Regions from separate parts of the Homo sapiens genome. Here region 2 is linked to region 1. The links are chromatin contacts, found by Hi-C in ENCODE. All regions are on one chromosome and are shown on one strand. Each heading gives the region's core, a stretch centred on a gene start or an enhancer-like site at or near the end of the contact. The rest is flanking DNA. Distances are from core to core; before and after follow the strand shown. Region 1 overlaps FYN (FYN proto-oncogene, Src family tyrosine kinase). Region 2 overlaps LINC02541 (long intergenic non-protein coding RNA 2541).

What was found. Hi-C counts contacts between places; a loop is a spot of excess contacts on that map. Pooled maps may share reads with other maps.
Region 2: a loop to region 1 is called in a pooled map, with 7 times the contacts of the local background. The contact joins two enhancer-like sites. A Hi-C loop is called at or near these places in 2 of 37 single-sample maps with no recorded cell type and 5 of 50 pooled maps.

Annotation. Positions count from the first base shown.
Region 1 is chr6:111,836,352-111,839,833 of GRCh38, forward strand. All of the region lies in intron 2 of FYN (FYN proto-oncogene, Src family tyrosine kinase), which reads right to left. Among named protein-coding and RNA genes, the nearest start is that of FYN, 35 kb to the right of the region's middle. RefSeq lists an enhancer at 1,571-1,660. Within about 2 kb of position 1,585, at least 4 of the 41 ENCODE cell types and tissues checked have a DNase peak (open chromatin) inside an H3K27ac peak, as active enhancers do.
Region 2 is chr6:113,629,560-113,632,673 of GRCh38, forward strand. The region is part of intron 1 of LINC02541 (long intergenic non-protein coding RNA 2541); the gene reads right to left. Among named protein-coding and RNA genes, the nearest start is that of LINC02541, 19 kb to the right of the region's middle. RefSeq lists enhancers at 1,417-1,716, 1,737-1,876, 2,747-2,796. Within about 2 kb of position 1,297, at least 16 of the 41 ENCODE cell types and tissues checked have a DNase peak (open chromatin) inside an H3K27ac peak, as active enhancers do.

The sequences.
Region 1 (3,482 bases), core at 335-2,834:
GAATGATGGTTGCCTAATATTTACATGCAAATAGGCCTCAGATATTAACTGATTTGGGCTTTAGCCCCCAAAAGAAAAATTTTTAAATTATATTTCCAACAACAACAACAACAACAACAAAACAAATGCTAGGCTGTGCGCGGTGGTTCATGTCTGTAATCTCAGATCTTTCGAAGGTCAAGGTGGGAGGATGAATTGAGCCCAGGAGTTCAAGACCAGCCTGGGCAACATAGGGAGACACTGTTTCTACAAAAATAATAAAAAATATTAGCCAGGCGCTGTAGCAGGCACCTGTAGTCCCAGCTGCTAGGGAGGCTGAGGTGGGAGGATCGCCCAGGAGGTTGAGGCTGCAGTGAACCGTGACTGTGTCACTGCACTCCAGCCTGGTTGACAAAGTGAGATTGTGTCTCAAAAAAGAAACAAAGAAAAACAACAAATGCTTTTTTCTGAACGGACACATTTTGCTCTGTTGGTTCTGAAATGAGCCAAGAACATTATATAGTATTTGTTGTTGTTATTAAACAGTATCATCTAGAAAACACAAAAGCCTAATTATATTTTCTTGGCCACTGTAAAAATGGAATACTGTAAAGATATATGATTGGCTAGTTAGCCAATATTTATTAATACCAAATATAAGAAAACAGAATAAATATTATGATAACTGTCAAAAGTTTTTTGTCCTACCAGTTCATGGGCCATATATAAAAAAAACACTCCTGACACTTTACCAGTGAGGCCTTCCCACACCTAGCACCTCACTGCGGTCACCATAACGACTTCTAAACTTTACGAGTGGGTTTTATAAGTTACTTTATTTTCAATACCTAAGGGCTGTTTAAACTTTTTCTCATTATCAAATTTACTTTTTTGCGGTAAGCGGCACTTTGATGTACATCAAACTCTCTTGTAAAAGAAAAAAATGTTTTTTCCCTCATCTGGTAACAGTAGAATGGGGAAAGTGGCAGGTACTTCAGTTTTGCTTTTTTTTTAAATTACATTTCCCCTACTCCTACTCTTTAGAATATTCTAAAGATGGACAAAATCCTCCCCCGACACAAAGGTTTTGTCTTCAATTACCGTAGCATTATCTATGTTGACACACAGCAACAGAAAAAACAATACGGACAGGTGCCTTCCCTCTTGCCATTCTTCTACCCTGTGTATGAATCCACTCGACGTCAAAGTTGGGAGTTAGTCCATCCATGGCCAGTACTGACCAAAGAAAGGGGGTACAACAAGTAGAAGTTGGTAAATGATGATGATTTTCTCCCCTCACTGGCATCTCTTCATCTAACTCCTGTTGGGGATTTCACGGCACTTTGTGCCTCCACTTCAGACACTCTTCACAGTTGCACCTTACTCTTGATGACTGTCAGCTTCTCCCGTGGCCTAGCTCTTTGGTGAGACGGTCAGGACTTCCTCAAGCCCCCAAGGCTCACATACTTTCCACCACACGACGCTGCCTCATGTTCCACCCTGAAACCATCTCACTTTCTCATGGCAGCCTTATCTGGAGGGACTATGCAAATGCACAAATTGCTGTTTTATCCCTTCTGTTATCATCACTGATCCACGCAGCATCTCACTTTCTTTCACTTTACACTCTGACTGTATTCAGTAGTGACACATTTCACAACTTAATGAACGCCCCTAGATCTTCCGAAAAGCCATCATGCTCACCCAACAGTGGGAGCTGCTCTCCACAGACCACACATACCCACAAAGGAGGATCAGTCTTTAGTAGAGGTGAACACTTAACCCTCATTACCCTAGTAAGATTAGTACTCCTCATCTGAATGCAAGATTCCAGTCCCTCCTTTAAAAAAATCACCCATGGGCTAATATTTGGGTATGTTACAGGAAGTGGGACTCAAGATTTAAACCTACTAACATCAATGAGGACATCCAGGGACCTCTCCACTCACAGTAGTGACTGACTAAGCACCCTACCAACTTTCCCTTCCCATGGTACTGCTCCATCTCAGGGCAGTTTCACAAGACTATTATGACAGATCACAAATGCAGAATACCTTGATGTCAGCAAAGCACCTGATAGTCACTCAAAAACATATCCAAGCAAGATGGGAAACCCTGGTCCAAGTGATAATTCACTTTAGTGGCCTCAGTGACTGAATGGCCATACCCAAAGACACTAACATCACAGAAGAACAACACTGACCTGGAGAGAGGTCCTTGGAACAGGGCTTTGCACATTTGTCCCTGGTCAATGTTTTCATCAAGATGTGCTTATAGCAGTCACAAATAATTCACAGTTGAAAGGAGATAGTTAATTAATTGGACGACAGAATAGAGATTTTAAAAGACTTAAATAGGTTAGAATGACAGCCACAACTGACCAAAAGAACACCATCTTCCTCTCCAAATTAACAGATAAAATCTTGCTTTCAATTGTAAATAATCTATGGTATGTGTGGATAGGATGGTGTTATCACTTGCCTCACGTTCAGTTGTTTACTGAATGGAAACAACTCATCCTGTTTACAAGTTCTGCCAGTGATCCTGTCTCCAGACTCTGGGTGGGTATGGCTTTCAGCCACAGACATTCAGAATCATATCAATTTTACGATTCTGACTTCAGACCGGGGCTTCCTTTTACTCTGGGCTCAAGTATCTGTCTTGGGGCCTACCTCATTTCAGTAGTTGACTCTATAACTCATTCTTTTGGACTCAGCTCTTTGCATTAGCTTCTGAACTGAAGTCCCTGCACATCTGCATGCCTCTCATCTGGCTCTACGACATGCCCAGCCATACATTTCTGCTGCCAAACTTCTGTCCATCTAGACAGCCACCTATAGAAGAGTTTCCTCTGTACTATGTCTTACCAGATTATCCAAACTGCCTTCTGTTTACTCTGCTGCTGGTACCATTCCCATGAGCATGCCCCAGCTCATGGATCTGTTTGTTCTCTAGATCCCTATCTGGTCTATATTCTGGATCCCAAGCTATACCATCCAGCTACTGACAGAAATCCAGATCTCCTATGTAGCATGGGGAAAGGAGATGAGTTTAAAGCAATTCATACTTAAGAAGTCCTAAGGATTTTTATCACACATAAGCTCAATGCAAGCTGAAGATATGATAAAGTGACTCGATGAGAGATGTAATATTGGTCTGCATCAGTATAGCCTATACTGATGCAGAAAATGTGCACCTAAGGAGACCTGATAGTAACCTCTTACTCTACACTGGTCAAACCATCTTGTAAGTACCGTGTTCATGTCCAAGAGCCATGTTTTCAAAAAGACAGTGATATAAAGGCAATGTATCCAGGAGGAAGTGACCAGAATGACGGGATTCCTGACACCAGCTAATGCAAGAAAGTTATAAGAACTAGGGCTCTTGGACTAGGAAAAAAGGATTTTTCAGGGGTTGGGTTTTCAGGTACTGAAGGGCTCTCAAATGGAAGATGACCTAGAGGCTTGTATCACCAGAGACAGCTTGGGGGTCTGCAGGAACAA
Region 2 (3,114 bases), core at 47-2,546, 1.8 Mb after region 1:
CCTTTTCAGTGAGATTCAATCCTGCTAATTCAGTTTAAATCTCCCATACCCACCTCCCCCACTCACCAACAAATAAACAAAACTCCTAGTTTATTGTCCCAGATACTAAGCTATCCAACCCATGGGTTAGGTATTCAACTTAGCTTTATTAATCATAGGGCTCATTACTTTATGTATCCTGAAATACAAACTCCACCCCACCACCAGGCCACAGTTTACCATGCCCCTCATTTTACTTTATCTCCACATCCACTTCTTCCAACCTTGCAGAACCCAAAAACAGAGATCATGTTTTCCTCTAATTGACTCTGAGCCACTTACAGAATCACAAAAGCACCAAAATAGTTTCCTCCCTGTGTTTTCCCTCCATATTCAATATGTCAAAGTGATTATACATCCTGTGTCCCCAATTAACATAGTAGCATTCAATATTTAGTACACTCTGAATACATATTGGTGGAATAAATAAAATAAGCCATGCTGGAACTTTATCTGTTGTTCTTAAAAGAAAGAGAAGCTGCCAGAATTGGAGCTTGATCCAGGGGCTTCCCAGGGGACCATCCTCTAGGGAAGAAGATGTTGGTTTCATAGTTACTTGGTCCATTACAGTTCACAGAGGACAGTGCACACAAAATCAGAAAAGCAGGTGGGCTTATTGCAGTAAACGTGAAGCAATAGCTAGTTTCATTTTGATAGCACAAATTTTAGACCCTACCCTAATGAAACTATAATACATGAATAAAAAATGAAAGTTAATATATGAAAATGAAACCAATCATTACAATAAAAGGATGGGATTGAGGCTATATTTTCTAATTATGAAAAATCTCTTTTATGATATTTAATGTGATTTAAAGGATTTTCAAAACACTTAGTACAAATCTCTATGTAAATATTAATGTTTAAAAAATATTGCAGCCTAGGCAACATAGCAAGGCTCTGTCTCAAAAAAAATATTGCAGACTATTCACTTATGTTACAACATATACTCAAGTGGGAAATTCCCTGGTGACAAAATATCTAGAAAGTATGCCAATAAACACACACACACACACACACACACTTCAATTAAAGGAATGAGCCCATTTAATGAAATGGACTATCTCTTATCATGATATGTAAATAGCATTTCAGTTATAGAAAAAATACTACAAAAATCACTAGAGCAATTTTTTTCATTGCAAGACCTGAACATAAGGTGTATATTTTTGTAACTGTGTTTTTTAGAAAAGAAGAAGTAAAAGAAGAACCACCTGCACCTAGGTGGCAATTCCCCATCACAGGGGGAGGGAGCCAGTCTTGGCCACTGGGCACAGAAGAGACTGCTTAGGAAATCCCTGTGAGCTCTAAAGGAAGTAAGAAAACACAGAAATGCAAAGCTCCAATACTCCCCCACGTATCACAGACTCCTCTAAATTTCCCACTGGGTGTTTCAAGAGTTGGTCCTGGTGAGGTGGGAGGGGGAGACCAAAGGGAAGAGAAAAAAAAAAACAAAGGCCATTTGTGGGGAAGCTGAAAGGACATGGAGGTACAGAGGCAGAAATGGTGGCAGTGACGACATATGGGGCAAATATGCCCAGACCCTCAGCCTCCCCACTGCACCCACACTGTCCACAGGACAATCGGGGCAGGACCTTCATCTGTGTCCTCCGGTTGAGGGGTTGCCTACATAATCTGAAAGAGAAGCGTGAAACTCCAGAAGGGGAAAAAAATGCCTCTTTTGAAGGGGACTTCCCTTGCCAGTGAGGTTTCAGATCATGTTCTGTAACAGCCTACTGGCCTGTGACAGGGCCTCCAGGAAATGAGACAACTCAGATGCAGAGTACTAAGGGAAAAATTTCAGTAGTGGCTTGAGAAAACTAACTGTTGAGTCTGACAAAGCAAAGTTCTAAGATAGTGCGAAGTATAACTAGGGCTGCTTTGAAAAGGAAACCCAGAGAGCAAGGACAGGTGTCGCTTAGTTTTAAAAAATAATTAGAGCTTCTGTTTATTGAAAGCCTACCATGTGTCAGGAGCCTTGCATGCCTTATCTCTTACTCTTACATCAGATGATATGAAATTGACATTATTATCCCCATTCTCATCTGTAAAGTGAGAAAACATACTCAGATAAATTAAGTAAATTAGCCAACATCATCCAGTTCCAGGGCCACGATTCAAGCCAAGGTCCATCCGATACCAATTACTATGCTTCTGCCTTGGCCCTTCTGTCATTAATTCATGTGGTTCACTGTGAAAGTCATGGACTTCTTTAAACCTAGATTTCCCCTTATGACATGGTACAAGTAAGCCTAAAGTTAGATAAAATCATAGCCTATGATGAGCTAATTTAAGCTTCAATCTGTCTCTGTCACTAGCCAGTTCTGTGGAAATGGACAACTCAAGTAACTTCTCCAGGTCTCAGTGTTCCCATCTAAAAAGTGGGGTTGTAGTGGGCCTCTACAGCTCTTGACTTCTATGAGGCACACCGAGTCCTCACATGCCAACATAAAAAAGGAAATTTCAAAATTGTCTTTGTTTTTTAACAAAGTATATGAGGGGATTATTCCAGTTCTCTATGAATAATATATATATTTAAAGAGCCTATGTTTAAAAAATTAAAATGCTTTAAAACATTTTCTAGATGGCCTTACAAATGGAAAAAAAAAGTATTCCTAGCCAACCCTCTGTCAGCAGAAAGGCCACACAGAAAAAAGCAAATCACAATTCTTTACCCCTCTCAGCATAAATCATTACTCACCGTGGGAAAATGATTACTTGCCAGGAAGTAGAACCTATGAATCATTATACTGTTGTCCTCGACCTCTGATAGAGCAAGAATTAGGGGAAAGACTGAAAAGCTGGGGAGTGAACTCTGATTTGACAATAGTTCCACTCATGGCATCGTAAGGCAATGAAAACAGAAAGCTGATCGAGCCGTAGGGCTGTCAAGTCCCGGTGCTGCTGCAGTGCACGTCTGAACCCAGAGCAGAATGACATGGGCCCCTGACTTTCTGAGTCACTCCTTGGGTCTGAGTCTTCACAGCCCCAGAGTCATTTATCAGCAAATAGAAACAATGCCATCCCTGGGCTTGTCCCGACAGTCAACCTACTTGTTAATGCCTGTGTAAGAGA